Regions from separate parts of the Mus musculus genome. Here region 1 is linked to region 2. A link is a loop called in an ENCODE intact Hi-C map of the cell type or tissue named here. Cell type or tissue: heart. All regions are shown on one strand.

The links. Hi-C counts contacts between places; a loop is a spot of excess contacts. Peaks named below come from ENCODE experiments on the same cell type or tissue, not always from the same donor. Only the 100,000 strongest peaks of a DNase experiment are listed, where the experiment ranks them.
Region 1: a loop joins it to region 2, with 2.3 times the contacts of the local background. A loop is called at or near these places in 6 of 42 quality-filtered maps.

The regions. Positions count from the first base shown.
Region 1 is chr10:39,532,753-39,540,752 of GRCm38, reverse strand. It overlaps Fyn (Fyn proto-oncogene), which reads right to left. Exons shown (of 14, transcript NM_001122893.1): 11 at 7,043-7,119; 12 at 6,791-6,944. Among named protein-coding and RNA genes, the nearest start is that of Gm40627, 54 kb to the left of the region's middle. In heart, a CTCF peak has its summit at 4,422; DNase peaks (open chromatin) are centred at 4,312 and 6,092; H3K27ac peaks cover 2,674 bases.
Region 2 is chr10:39,610,423-39,618,422 of GRCm38, reverse strand. It overlaps Traf3ip2 (TRAF3 interacting protein 2), which reads right to left and starts at 5,489. Exons shown (of 9, transcript NM_134000.3): 1 at 5,077-5,489. Gm16364 (predicted gene 16364) reads left to right here and starts at 4,741. Exons shown (of 6, transcript NR_152259.1): 1 at 4,741-4,939. In heart, no CTCF peak of the experiment used is centred here; DNase peaks (open chromatin) are centred at 2,242, 3,602, 4,322 and 5,022; H3K4me3 peaks cover 3,075 bases; H3K27ac peaks cover 4,519 bases.

The DNA of each region.
Region 1 (8,000 bases), 78 kb after region 2:
CAATACTGGGAGTATTTGAACAGACACATTTTTCTTGTTCTACTTAATATATAAACCAGTAACAAAGTTACCCAGAGTTCTGAGTGTTCTCCTTTTGTCCAAATAGTCCACAGACTCAAAGATTACATCGTTTTGACATGTGTTTCCTATATGCTCGTTTGGTTGCTGCCTTGGAACAAATCAACCAACCCACCAAACCCACAGAGAAACTCCATGTTCCTGCTCTTCATGATTCAAATGGGGACAAGGCCTGGCAGGAGGCAGTGGGAAGGCCCTGTACAGCATGGCTCGTGGGTACTATCTGTGGGCGTGTATGCAGAGGACGGCTGTATGTGTCTATAGGGTCAACTTATCACTGCTTTTGTTAATGCCACTGCCAACTGCACTAAGTCCTCTGTGGTGAGTGCTTCCTGTCTGTTCTCAGACCGTGTGACAATTTTGTTTGCAGAAGAAGGCAGGTTCAAAGCAACTTATCCCAGGTGCCCGAGCAGATCTGCAGAGATTCCAGGACTCATACTAAGATAATGCCACGACTTCTCCGGCCAGGCTCAGAGTCAGCCCAGGCCTGGCCATCTTTTTGAACAGAGTGAGGAATACAGAGAAAGGAGGTAGGAGGTCTGGGAGGAGAAAGTCCTGTGAGGGAGAACAGAAGCAAAGGACACCAAACAGCTCTGCCCTTTCTAAGCCACAGCCACCAGAGAGGGGGTCCCAGATGACTATGCTGAGGCCCAGAGAGGCTGCAACCCAAGGGAAGGCAGAGCTAGGCTAGCATCTGAGCACAGGTCTATCTAGCTGGGAAGCTAGCTCCTGAACTTCCCCCAGAGACCAGCTCACAGTGTGCAGCAAACACCGACATAAGCAACAACCTTCTCTAAGGGTTCTTGCAGGATTACAGAATTCTAGCACTCCATTTCTGGGAAGCCTGTACATACTGCACAGAGAGCAGAAAAGTGTGTCTGCAGAGAGCGAGGAGAAGGGCAGTGATAAGAGCTATGTCCACTGCTGTACACAGACAGTGCCAATAAATGTTCCGTGCTCATGAGGGCTGTATTCAGTCTTTAGGCCCCCATCCCCACAGAGGAACAGCGAGACCTGTGTTAGTGATATCCAGGAGAATTGCTACCAGGATTCATGTGAGAACTTATGTACATATGTGATGTCAGACACAATAATGATATATAATAAATATAAATAAAAACCATGTGCATGCAGCTCGGGGCTGTGGATAGTTCTTTTCTTTCTTTTTTGGGGGTGGGGGTGAGGGTGGGGGTGGGAGTGGGCAGTCTCTCTATGTAGCCCTGGTTGCCCTGGAACTCAGACCAGGCTGGCCTCAAACTCAATAGATCTGCCTGCCTTTGACTTCCTAGTGCTGAGATTAAAGGTGTGTACCACCATACCCACCCAGCCATGAATGGTTCTTAACAGGAGGAAAGAATGAAGGCCTGCCCAAGACAATGGAGGGGCAGGGTTAGTTGACTCTCCCTTCGTTGAGTTCAGAACAGAGGGTCTGTGGGACATGTAGATAGAACCAGAAAAATAGACTGGTCTGGGCTATAAATAATGATATGTGTGTGCTCTTGTACACATGCACATTCATATGCACACATTCCACACACATCCACTCACCTATCTATCATCTATCAATCAGTCAATCAATCAATCATCCACCTATCTGGCTGTGTATTATGGCTTTATAAGTACCTTTCCTCTATTGATTACTAACATTTTTTTCTCTTTAAATGATTTTTAATACCATAAAACCCTCTCTATGGAAAACATGTCAATCACAAAAAATTGAAGTTTTAAAATAATTCTTCATATTTTACCACCCTCAAATTTTTATAGATTGCTTACTCAATCATATAGTATCCATGTGAGGCAGGCCCTGTTACTATCTATTTTACAGAGGATAAACATGATGCTCCAAAGAGGTAGCTGATTTGCTTGAGGCCACCCTGTGTGTCAGTGACAGAAGTGGTTTAAACCTGGGGGTTCTGATTTCCAAACCAGGCAAGTCACCTAGCTGCAGTTGCCTTTTAAATCGGTGTTCTTGGGACAGCACCTGCTGCTGACAAGCCAGTACCAGCCCTTCTGACAGGGTGAGTACCCGGGAGATAGGGGTGTGTCTCCCGCCCGGCAGCTTCATCTGTACCAGCCCAAGTAGAGTTTGCCCTACTGCTCCTCCGTACAGTGATGGGGCACATGGTACCTCTGCTCAGTGAAATATCAGTCTGCTGTGAGAAGCCAAGGCCTGTTACAGGAAGCAAGAAGCAGATCAAAGAGTACGTCACGGCTAGGCGAGGCTATTCCTGAGAGTGGTGGCTTACTAAGGAAGGGATCTGTGAAGTCACACTCATGAACTTCCTTACAGGCAGAGGGAATCTGAAGCAACAGAAAACAGCCCTCTCTGGGGCCGATTGTGGACTAGAGTGGAATGAAATGGTCTTTATAGGTCTGTCTTTCTCTGTGAGGTGCTTTCAAAACTATGTAAACACATACCCAGTTGCATACCAGATTTGTCTACTTTACTGGATGAATGTAAATTTTAAAAAAGAAAATAGAAAAAAAAAAGAGAAGAGAAGAGAAGAGAAGAGAAGAGAAGAGAAGAGAAGAGAAGAGAAATCAAGTGTCCACAAGAGCAAGTCATTGCTAAACATGGCCAGGTCTAGCTGAGCTGAGTGTGCCAGGTTCAAATCAGCATTAGCCAGCTCTCAGCTGCTTGAGGAATGAGGAAAAAGACCAAGTCTGTGGAGAGTTCTCCCACCCATTTTCATTTTCCATGAGAAGGAACGGATGGCCAGGGGCTGTGACAGAGGAGCAAACAACTGATGCTGAGGAGAGGGTGTGGCTCAAGAGCACAGCCTCACCTCGAAGCCCTGGGCCCAGCTGGGGGCTCCAGTAACTTCTGGAAGGATCGTGGGACTGGGGGTAGAGAGGTGGCTGTCAGTAGAGTTCTAGGAGAGGCGTAGGTGACAGAGTGGGAAGGATGAGGGTCAGAGGACCCTGCTGTGGCAGTGGATCAGCTGCGATGCTGCAGCAGCTTCTCTGGGCTTAGATGCACCGGCACAGACACCTCAAATACAACAAATCCCAACTCATACTCATTCTCTCTCGCTGAGATGTTAAGATGGCCCCGACGTTCTCCCTTCTCTGCTGCTGACAGTGCCACTCTAACCATAGCCTACACCTGCCTCCTGGAAAGGGCCTTTAGCTTCTTTTTTAACCCTGAATGGTAATTGGCTCTTTCCAGTACAACTGCAACCTACCCATTTGTTTATTCTCTAGCAGCCTGGTCCTCTGTATAGTAAAAACAGAACAGCAGCAAGCGACACTGTCCAGTTCCTACTCGCTGGGGCTAGGTTAGACACACAAGTGCTTTCCAGTAGCTGCAAACACGCACAGACAGGGAAGATGCATTTGCAGTTAAAAATAAGTAATCTGCCCATGGACGAATCACCCAGCTTGCCCAGGGCCCAAGTCAGTGGGTATTGCTGGGCTTTGCTGCATGAGTTTAATGTTCTTGTGTTCTTTCTCATGCTAGCCAACTGTCCTTATGTGCCCTTAGGCTTCCTCTGCGTTCCCCCCTCCCTCCTTTCTTCCTTCGACGTGGAATCTTACAGTTTTGTGCATGCCAGTCTCGAACTCCTGGGCTGATGAGATCTTCCCTCTTCAGTCCCCAGAGGAGCTGAGACCACACAGGGCCTCTGCTTTGGCCTGGGTATCTCCTTAACAACTTTTAGCCAAGTTCCTTTGATAAACAAACTATTCAAACACTTGCTATGGATTATTTAAGCGACTCCAGATGGACAGAATTTAGTGCAGAGCTTATGACTAAACAAGAACTAGTTCTTATTTTGAAGTGTCCAGGCCATTACAAGGAACCCCAAATGATTCTAGTTGCTTCTAGAATGCTGTCAAGTGAAGGGTAACCTTCATAGGCACTAGGCCTGGTCTTGAATTCTTCTTTGACACTGGGCTTCTCCTCACAAGCCAGGCAGGCAGGGGGTGAGTATGGGGCTTGTAGGAGACAAAGACACATGGAAGACCTGTAACAGAGCTCCATACTGCAGTGTCCTTGTGTCCTGTGCTGTCACACCTTGTGTGTGTGTCTGTCCGTGGTGACAGACATTTCAGAGCACCTTGAGATGGGAAACTCACAACTGTTTTGCAAACAATTTGTCATTCATGGTCCTAAAATAGCTACATTTGGCACATGTTTCAGAACACTGCCTGCACTCCCATAATCAACACGCGGCACGGCTGTGGCCTGCGGGTGACATAAAACCCGACTTGCAAATATTATTAGGCACATGGACCAGCTGTCTAGAGGAGCTTATTAATCCCCGGCAGGAACGCCGGCATGCAGCACACATGCCATCTGCAGAATACATTGGCAAACACATGCCGGACCTTTCCATCTCGTGGACAGGCCAGGGCAGGGCAGGCACAGTGAAGGAACTGTAGGAACAGCTGGGCTAGCCAAGGCTGCAAAAGGAAAAGTCTCTCTGGTCCCCTGACACATGTGAATCTGAGAGGTTGTCCCTTGAGGCTTTTTCCATAAAATAAAGGGGAAGTGGGACTTAGGACTAATTCTCTCTGGTTTTCCATTCTATTCTCTGATTCACTGTCTTGGGGGGAGACAGTGGGCACAGCTCAAGAGCACACCTGGTCAGGTGGGCTGTACTGTTTTCAAATCCGGACCTTCCACTTGTGAGCTTTGTGATTTGTATGAACAAATATGCTAACTATGGGTCTATTTCCTGCCCCTTCCAGGTCCTGACGTGCCTTGGCCTTTCCTGGTTCTCAGCTTCAGGACAGCACAGACTGCCCGTCTCTCCTGTCATACTCTAGCTCCTGTAACCCTTATTGCTTACCCTTTTCAGTGTTTGGTATGCATCTGAAGACAGTTGACAAAGATAAGAAAGAAGAAATAATATTCTAAGAGGGAAAGGTGGACTCTTCTGTCAAGGAAATGCTGAACAAAGGACTGAGGCTTGTCCTTGGAAAGGGCCTCAGACTGTGGTCTGGATGTCATGGGGGGGAGGCAGGGCAGAGAGGCAGTCATGGTGGGAAGTGGGAAGGAAGGCTGCATGGCCAGGCTGAGAGGGCCCTGGATGGGTTCCAGTGCAGAACCTGACATGAGAGGTGCCAGCCGCCTGAGGCCACAGTCTTAGGCACCCTTATGAATGATGCATGACTTATGTACCCAGTCCATCCCAACAGTACTCTGGTAGCATCTGTTAGCTCCTGGCCTGACACCTCTCATTCACAGATGGGTCAAGGGTGTTAACCATAGACTCTACAGAGTTCAAAGTCTAGTTAAAAGTAAACAGTCTTGCACTGCTCCCTCTGCCACGGAGACTTTCTCACACACAGACGGAAGCTCCTGAGTTTCTTTGGAGCCATTTCCTAAATGGAACATGCTGGTTATCAACCCTCACAGGCTCTCCCTCAGGGCAAGGCCTCTGATCATATTCACTCAGACCCTCTTGGCATGCCCTGTCACCAAGTCACGTCTGTATTCCTCTCTGCTTAGAGATACAGCCTGCTTTTGTGACCCCTGACTTTGGGTGTGTGTCTGTGTGCATACCCCCCCCCCCCGTACCCCCCAGGATCCCACAAGGGCAAGAGATGGCGTGTGCCAGGGGTGGGAGTGGGGAATTCAAATAGCTGGGCGGTTTGTCCGACATGCAACCGAGCACTTGGATAGTGTCAGTACCTAGGCAGGGCCCCAGTTTAACATTTTCTCACATCATTCACTGCACTTCCATTCTGAGGCAAGTGAAAGGCGGAAGGAATTGCCAAAAATGAGCGAAACAACTACTATTCAACATAAAACTGCAGAATGCACCATCCTGTAATCCATCCCCACTACTGCTCAGCTTGGCTGGGGTGGCCAGGCTTCGGTTAGTTTCACCAAGGAAACCTACTCCCTGCCTGAGTTCCGGCTTTAAAACCCACACAGAGGCCTCCACTGTTGCTAGTTCCTCAGTGCTATGCCTGGACACTGCCATGCAAGCAGCCAGCCAGGAAGGCAGAAAACACCTTGGGAATTCTTTCCTGACATCTGGTGCTTGACAAACAATCCCTCCTCCCCAAGTGGGTTGGCTTCTGGTCTGGTACGTGGTTTACATAAAACTAATGTCTTTGACCCTTTGCAGGGGGTGGGTGAGGCAGGAGAAGAGACGGCTTCTCCAGCACTGCAGTCCTCCAGGCCCTCCAGACCATTTCTTTTCTCCTCAGCGCTCTGCAGAGCTCAGTCTCAGGCTGGTCCCAGCTGGTCCTGGCTGGGCCTGGCAGGCAGCTGCTGACTGAGATCAGGAATCGCCTCCATGTGCAGGCTCTCTACCAGGAGGTGTCTTTGCTCTGGCGCTACCTACTCCTGTTGCATTCTGAGCCTTGGCTCCCCTGCTATTTATTATGTTCTCCGTTTTCCAACACCACGCCTGTTCCTTTGTAAAGGAACTTGTCTGACTTGGAGTGTCACCTGATTTCTGCTCAGAGGTGGCTAATGGAGAATGAGCTATAACTTGGCTTCTCAAAGCCTTCTTTCTCCAAAAGTGGAACACCGTGGGCCTAGATACTTCCCAAAAGCCAGGCAAGCCATGGGAACAGACGCCCACTTACTAGACCAGCACTGCACACGCCAACTAGATCCACTAGCTCCCACCTGAGAACTGTGCAGCTCGCGCCAGATCAGACAAACAAAGGGAAGAGGGAGGAAATGAAGGTAAGGAGAAGGCTGTGCAGGCAAAGATCAATCAGGAGCCACTGCCCTGGAAGTGCCCACCTTGTCTTGCTGTGTATTCATTGTCTTCAATCAACCGAGCCAATCCAAAGTCAGCAATCTTGCAAATTAGTCCATTCCCCACTAGAATGTTTGCTGATCGCAGATCTCTGTGGATATAATTCATGCGCTCGATGTAAGCCATTCCTGCAGCAACCTGTGGAAACCCAGGGAAGGGGGCACAGCTGTTACACCACAACACCTTGAGAGTCCGTGCTGGTACAGCCACAGCCTGAATTAAGACCCCAGGCCCACCTGTGCCGCCATGTCCACAAGGTTTGGCAACTTCAGAGCTCTTCCTTCACCATCTTTTAAGAAGTCAAGCAAACTTCCTATGAATGAAACAAAACAATTTTAGTTTACTCAGAGAGGCAAAGATTCTCAATAGTGGCTGTATTTGATTTCCTTAGTGGAAGTAAAAGGGAGATGAAAAGGATAATTGCATCAATGGAAAAAGAAAGCTTTGAACAAAAACCAAGAAATCAAGTTTATGTTTTAAGAAGCGAGTTGTAGCTTCTGAAAATAAGCAGTGAGAAAGGAGTTAGTAAAACCAGAAGAAATGAACGTCTCCTTTTATGTTGTCACCAGGAGGAACCAAACCATCCTTCATGTCCCAGTAACCGACGACGTACAGGCGACTGATGTGGAGAGCCAGCTCAGGTGAGCAGGCTGAGGCTCCGACAAGTAGCAACAGTAGTGACAGTATTTGCTGGAAGGGCGTGTCCTCAGGCTCTATCCACTACATCAGGAATCCCAGAGTCAGACACAGATGCCCGTATTTTTAGAAGCTCTCTAGGTGCCTCAGGTACAAGGGACTTTCAGAACTGCTGACTTATTTTCAGATTTTAAGCATCCAAGGAATATGGGTGGGGCAGGAGCTTCCTAATTAGATCCCAGCCAGTCACGCCTGTGCCTCGGACAGCCAGAGCTTCAGAGCCACTCGTGTGAGGCTGAGTGAGGAGGCACGGATCTGACACCGAGGCGGAGATAATCATTTGCAGGGGCTGGATGGCTGTCAGTGTTTTTTTTTTTTTTTTTTTTTTTTTAATGCTTTAATCACAAAGTTATTTACAAAATAACCCTGGATCCAAAGGGCATATAATCTGCCAGGAAAAAATTCCAATTATATTTTAAAAGAAAGTACACAGAGAAGAAAAATTACCCTGGTGTCTTCTGATGTACAATGCACACAGCCTTTTAAGGCTGTTTCTTG
Region 2 (8,000 bases):
AGCTGGAAAGGTGATCGCTTCCAGGAGACATCTCTGAGGCAAGGACGGGTGGGACTTAATGAAGGCATTGTGTCCCTGGAAGAAGACAAACAGCAGAGCCAGGGAGAGGAAGGCAGGAGTGAGCAGCCTTCCTAACTCATAAACGGCCTAACAGCTCCTAAGTAATCAAGACTAGCTGATCACCAGAGGATTGGATTTGTGTCTCATGGATCCTAGCCTGGCCTTGAAATCCTGATCCTCCTGCCTTCACCTCCTACATGCTGAGATTATAGGTATGTACCACTATGTAGGCCGGATTGAAAGAAATGTGTGTCTGCGTGTTTGTTTGGTGGGGGTACAGTACATATGTGTACGTGCTCGACTGCTTTTGGAGGCCCGAGATCCAGGTCAAGCGTCCTCAATTGCAGGTGCACTCGTGTGGAGGACTGAGTCCCACACTGTGTCTTCTTCCATTACACTCCACCTTATATACTGGGGCAAGGTGTCTCCCCACCTCAACGTTGTGGTAGTTCTCCCAGCTAATTTGCTCTTCAGATTTTCTGGCTCTGTCTCCCAAGCACTGGAGATTCCAGGAGGGCTGCCACACCCGCTTGGCTCTTGGGTGCTCTCTGTGGGTCTGAACTCCAGTCCTGAAACTTGGGCAAAAAGCACTTTACCCTACAGAGACATCTTCCTAGGCCTGAACTTTTTTTTATTTTTTTTATTTTTTAAATACTGTCTGGGTTACTGATAGAGTTGAAGAGTCCTAAAGGCATACAACAGCATATTCCAGGTGAGCATAAGAAATAAAAACATGCATTAATAATACATGCATTAATAATTGGGAGGATCCTAAACTCTAATTTGGATATTTTCTTGTCTTGTCTTTTCTTTTGGTTTTTCAAGACAGGGTTTCGTCTAGGTAGCTCTGGCTGTCCAGGAATCCACTCTGTAGACCAGGCTGGCCTGTAATTCAGACATCTGCCTGCCTCTGTCTCCCAAGTGCTGGAACAAAAGGCATGCGCCACCCTCCACCAGATCTGGATCAGATATTTTCAGTCATAGATTCTCAAGGTATTTTTTACTCTCCAGAGAATAATTTGAATTTTCTTCTTACATTTATTGATTGTTTATATGTTGCACTGAGATGCCATGGCACCCAGGAAGACAATTGGTCAGGAATCTGTCCTCCATTTACACCATGTGGATTCCTAGCATCAAGCTCAGGTTGTCAGGTTTGGTGGCAAGTAACTTTACAAGCCGAGTCATCTCGCTGGCCCCAAAGACTAATAGGGTTTTTTTTAGTATGTCTAATCACAGATCTTTAAAACTATCTGTAAATTTCTTTGTCTACTGCCCAAATGTATGCAAATTACCATCAAATTGGTTTCCCTAGTAGTAGATTAGTTTGGAGGGAACTGTCTGGCTCACCTGAGTGATTCAAACCCCAGTGAGCAAACACTTCCAAGCTTGCTGGCAGAATTTGCCTGAGAGAGAAGCTGTTCCGTTACGATGATTTACCAGAGACTTTGAGGTGGTGTGAGCCTTGGAGACAAGGGAACATTTGCTGGATCTTACGAGGAAGACTCACAACAGGCTGAGGGCAGTCATAACACTCTGACGTGCAAAGTGGACTTGGGACTTAGTGCTGAACTTGAAATGGGGAGGAAGACTTCTGGGAACAGACTGCCTACCACATTGAAAGCTGGTGATAGAAACATGGAGAGAAACAACTTCAAGCCAGTTCAGGAGCTTTTGTTGCCATGGTCTGTCTGTCCGGCCGGCCGCCCACCTTCCTGCCTGCTTGCCCGCCTGCCTGCCTGCTTCCCATAAGGTGGCCTTTCTAATGCATCTGTTTGTGATTCCTAACTCAGTTCAGGCCACAGAGTGAAGCGGAAGGGACAGGAAGGGGATGGAAGAGAGGAAAAAGCCTGGGATCGTTACCGCTATGGGAGAAAGACCTTGTAGTCTGTGTGCATGGCAGGTCAGGAAGGATCGCAGGGGAGAGGCACGCCGGTGTAGAGTGGGCCACTGGCCAGGATGTCGAGGCAGATGACTTGGGATAGGAAAAGTTCAGAGATGGGCATTAGGCCTGAGAGGAGCAGTAGAAGGCTGGGCACAGGGTTCCACCACGGCAGAGGAGCCAGGTGTCCTGCATTGCTGAGGGAGTTGCCAAGACCCCATGCAGATTGGGTCTGCCGGGTGTTCAAAGGGAACAGGCTGTACGAGGGTCTCCCATCTACCCAAATATCTTGCTTTCAGCAATGCCATGAGGGAATCGAGCCAAAGTGGCAACATGCTAAGGGCAGCCACTGGATGGAAACCCACCCTTCCTTGGCTGCTTTCTAGTCTATGGTCTGTCTCCAAGAAGGCCTGGGGGCACACCTTCAGCACACACCTGCACGCAGCACACACCTGCACGCAGCACACACCTGCATGCACACCTGTACACAGAAGAGTGGGCAGAGCACCGAGTCTGGAGTACACATGGGCTCTGGGATGCCCCCCAGAGCTGGGCAGGAGACAAGGAACACTGGAGGGGAGCGGGGAGAGGAAACCCTGTTTCATGACTGAAACTATCTGGGAGACAGAACATTGAGAAGAAATAGGAGAGGCCTGGAGGACAGCGTCTAGATTCCAGCCATCCGATGCTTCTTGTGGAAGGTCAGCTGGACTATTTTGATAAAGAGGATCAAAGTTTAAGGGTCATTTACTTGGCTACGGAAGGACCTGGAAGTTGACCACACCTCCACCTGCATCCTTTCCTAGAGCCTACAGTTCATACAGATATGCTTTTTAAAGCTAATCTAAAATTGCCTGCTGCAGAAAATGATTTGAATTCAGGATCTGAGATTTCCATTCTGCAACACGAAAGACATTGATTTAATTTAGACAAACTACGCCACCGTAATCTATCTTGCTGATGCCTGAAAATAGGGCTTTCTCCTCTTAATTTTCAGTGTATTTGAAAGTCACTAATCCCTTCATTCAGGGACGTGCAGGCTCGAACACTGTGTGTCTTCGGGCCCTCTGAGAATCACTAAGCTAAGAAACTCTCTTGTCCCACAGTATCCTGCAACGTTGTCTGACCCTCCCTCCTGCTTAAGGCGGCCCCACAAAGTGAACCTGTCAGAATGGCTGCATCATTTGCCCCCTAACGCTTGTCCTGTGTGGAATGACTGGGGAGAGCAGCACCACATTAAGAGTGGCTGTGGTGGCACTTCTACCATCAAAGTGCTGCTACCCCACTTTCAGATGATAACACTTCAGGATTTGAAATAAGAATCAGGAACTCACCACAAGCAAACGTGCCCTTATTCCAGAATACAGAGAAATGAGGCTATAGACCAGAGCCTGGATTCCCTACAGAGAATTTAGCAATACCCAAAGCTCCTGGAACTGTATTGACAGTAAGTAGTTGCTCAAAAGAAACAATAATAACGTTTCTTAAAGCAGTGGTTTGGAAAAGGTTAAGAACCCAGCGTATCTGCCAGCTGGTGATGACTCTAATCATAGTCACCAGCCTTACATGGTGCTGGGTGGTTGCTCTGTTCCCTTTCCCCTCCTCCCATTAAAGGCCCACACACGGACTGCTGGGGCCTGGAGTGCCTTCCGATCCAGCTCCTGGCCTCTGCAGCAGGATCGTCTGCCAGCTCTGGAGCCTGCCTTGACTCTCAGTAAACACATGGGACATGAGCTAAATTCAAGAAATCCCATTTCCCCCTGCGTGGTTAAAGCCAGAAATGATGGCTGGATTCTAGGCTGCTCTCCTGCAGAGCTGCAGCTGCTACCCCACCCCCACCTCACCACCACCCCACCACCCCAACACCCCAACACCCCACCACCCCACCACCCCACCACAGGCTGCCTGCCCTGACAGCTGCTTGACCTTCACCCTGGAAAGCAGATGAGGGAAACTGAGAAAAAAAAAAAAAAAACTTTTTTTCAAAGTTTACGTGCAAGATTGAGTGCCTCTACAGCATCTGATGACATGCCAGGTTCTGGGGGCTGGAAAAATAGAAGCAAAGGCCTTCCTAATGCACTAGTAGCAGGGGTAAAATATATATGTGTAGTAATCAGTAAACAAAACAAGTTTTAGAGACCACCCATTATGGTAGTACCCTTCTGGGACTACCCTGGCCTTGGTTTCTTAGAAAAGAATTTAGACATAATCATGTTAGTGTGTGAGTGCACACATATGTATACACACACACACACACACACACACACACACACACACTTTGTGGATGAAGAAATCCAGGCATCTGGGAGCCAAAGAGAATTGCCTAAGAGATGCACCCACACCAAAGTGGAGGGAGAACTTGGAAGCACGTTTTCTGCTTTTTTCAATTACTAATTTGGTTTCTTTCCACGACACCCTTAGAAAAAGTCTCTAGTCTAAGAGGCCACTGTGAACTAGGAAGTCACAGAGAAGGCAGCTTCCAAGATCCAGTGTTTCTTCTCTGGCCTCCCCAGCACCATCCAGACCCAGCAAACCACTGGCTAAAGGAAATGGAGGCCTGGGGGGGGGGGGAATGTGGGGGGGGGGCGGCGAGCACTTTCTGACCCAAGAATGTGAGGCTGGTATTTTCCCCCAGCATAAAATAGAGAAAAACTGGGAGTTGGCCTTCCCGCAGTCCCTGACGTGTCTTGGGCTGAAAGCCAAGTACTTAATCCTTTCTACCATGGCTCCCTCCTTGGAGAAACAGTTTTGATTCGTTTTTAAAGACAGGTTCTTGCTACGTCACCCAGGCTGGCCCTGAACTCACTGCGTACTTTGATTTCTTGATGGCTGACTATGAGTACTGAAAACTCCAACCCGGCAGCGTGTAGTGCTGTGTGCCTCTCCTTATAGAGTTAAACTCAGCCAGGCCTGCCCGAGAGAAACCCTAAACTGGCGCCACATTCCTGCTGGAACTCTGTCACAGTCTCAGCTCAAACTGGCCTCCAGATGGACAAGGTAAAGGTGGGGGCATGAGGGCGGAGGGCGGAGGGAAGTGAGATCAGGACCTTGTGGCAACAGAGAAGCCAGTGGACTGGAAAGCCGGCCAGTGGTTAAAGAGGTCAGAGCAGCCAGGCACCAGTGAGTTCACTTACCTAAGATCGCCACCGACAGACGGCCCAGGGGGTGGTCGCTGGCTCTGCTCACGGGGATCCACCTTGGGCCGCTCAGACCTCCCTCGCCCTCTCCAGTCCCAGGTAAGTGGTGGAGCAGGCTCTCGAGCAGGAAGTGGATGCTGTATGCAAATCTCTACGGAGAGGAAGCCTCTGCTCAGCCTCTCCCCGTGGGGCAGTGAATCAACCGCCAAGAAGTCACTTTATTTCTTAAAACAGAAACCTCTTGCGTTCACCAGAGAGAACCAGCAACCAATTAGGCTGCATCCTGCTTTTACCACCCAGATAAGAAACTGTGAGGAATGCCCCGGGCTTCTGGGTTACTGCAGCGCCTGAGAAGGTGTCTCCCGGAGACAGAACTTGCGGTCTTCACACTGCTTATTCTTGAGCAGCTTCAAACGAGCCTGGGCCTGATAATGGGAGGGAATATGAAGCAAGAACTTTTAACTGTGTTTTTTAACTCACCAAAACAGATTTGCTGCCTGTAACTATGGGGCAAAGGATTCACTGCCTACAGCCCTGTGCAGGACTGTATCACACACACACACACACACACACACACACACACACACACACACACACCTCTGACTTCTCATTTCACAATCTTTTGATTTGGGTTTTTGTTTGTTTTGCTTTTTTGTTTGTTTTTGTTTTCGAGACAGGGTTTCTCTGTGTAGCCCTGGCTGTCCTGGAACTCACTCTCTAGATCAGGCTGGCCTCGAACTCAGAAATCCCCCTGCCTCTGCCTCCTAACGCTGGGATTAAAGGCATGTGCCACCACTGCCTGGCTCTCATTTCACAATCTTAAGTTTATTTCTTTCTTTTCCCTTTGTTTATTCAGTACACTACAGAATTTATTGCACAGACAGGGATCCTGGAGGCAGAACAATGGCACCATGCTATGTGTGGGTAATATAAATCCAGGTTATTTCTAAAGCACTGGAGGGTGATGGGAGCCAGTCCGGGTGTGAACTCTCAGGCCACCAGCCAGCACTGATCGCAGCCACTGAACTTCCCCCCTCTACCATAGAAAGTGTCTCAGACTGAGCCAGTCCAGTCTCTCCACTCTTGCATAGGGAACATTGCCCAAAATGTCCTCAATCAGATTGCCCCAGGTCTGCCTAAGTATTACACTTAAAGTTGTACCACACATTATAAACAAAGGGAATGTGGCTTGTTTTTAAAACTTTATAATAAAGTGGTACACATTGTGGTGTGTTCTTACAATGAAGTACTACTTAGCTGTTAAAACAATGAAAATTTGTATTCATTTGTATTATTTGTACAAACATGGGAAGGTGGCTTTGAGAAATTATTTAATAAAACATTATTCTTGACAATATATATATATATATGTAGTGACAGAGAGAGAGAGGTGTCCCCAGCATGTAGGACACTGCTTATGACATTGTAGGCAGTCACTGTATACCTGTTGGATCATCACGTCAGAAATGGCTGTAGCTGAGCCTGGTAACACAGGCCTGATAGTCCCATATTTATTAGCTCAGCCTTGAACTTTCTGCCTCGAACATTATTATTAGATCTTAGGGGTTGGGGGAAAACAACACTCCTTGTGGAGTGGCTGAAACGAGGGTAATTGGGGAGGGGCAGCTGTCAGCATTGAAAGGAGAACAGGAAAGGAAGGCATGGAAGGGGTGGTAGAGGAGAGAAGATGAACTCATTTCTCATAGCTGTCCTTAAATGGGCTGAGATGAGCCTCAGAGTAGTTTCTGGAAACCTCTGCCTTTGGAACCCTTTCCATGAGGAGTCAGGACAGCCAGTCTCCACCCAATGAGAGCTGTGGCCTGGGGGAAAGGCAGCAAGCCTAAGGCTTGTCTGAGGTTGCTGGGCACCCCTCCTCTCTGAATCCATCCTGAGTTTGGGGAATGGGATAACAGCTCCTTGCTGAGAGCATCTGCTGGGCCCCTCCTGGAAAGCAGCCCAAGGATGTAAACTGTTTATAGAGAGTCTCCTGCGCCGAGAAACTTCTGTCTGCGCATGCCTGGCAAGCTTAGACTGAAAGGAATGACAGAGGCCATGCCTGAGGACTGGGACATCAACATCTCAGGTTCCCAGATGCTATCCACTGCTGTCTGGATGCTCGTGTGTAACCTCCAGGGAGCAGCTCTTTCCTGAGGACCTTTGCACACCTTTAACAACCTTTAACCTTTAACCTTTAACTTTCAAGCAGACCCGAGAGGTGCAGAAGCTGCCATTTGCGCTGTGCCTTCGAAGAACACAACACTCAAGAGACACCTGGTAGCTTCTAGAAGGGCACATAGCTAATTTGTGGAGCAGCCAGAGCTGTCTCGCTTGTAGTGTCTTTCCTCCCTCGGCTGCTTGGCTCTGGACTGTTTCCTACAAGTTTGAGTGCAGCTGAGGTACTTCCCTTTCTTTATACAATTCTTGACAACACTCAAGAGGGGAAGGAAGGAAGCAGTAAACAGGCATGGCCATGGCTGCCAGTCACTTGGGTCTGTGTTTACTGTGTTTACACATGGATCGCTGCTGTCAAAGTCAAAAGGAGCAGGTCGTGGTGTCAAGACATGGGCTAACCATCTCACGCTGAGTTAAAAAGTCCAGAAGTCATTCTGTAGACCAGGCTGGCCTTGAACTCAGAGATCCGCCTGCCTCTGCCTCTTAAGTGCTGGGAGTTCCAGGACAGCCAGGGCTACAGAGAAACCCTGTCTTGGAAAAAAAAAAAAAAACCAAAACCAAAACAAACAAACAAACAAAAAAATCCAGATGTAAAGGATTTATGTTTGCCAAGTTCTAGGGCTTGTTTTGGTTGCCTTTCTGTTGCTGTGAGAAGATACCATCACCAAGGCAACTCAGAAAAGAAAGTGTTTAGTTAGGCATTACTGTTTCAGAAAGTTAGACTATGTGGTGGTTTGAATGATCGGCCA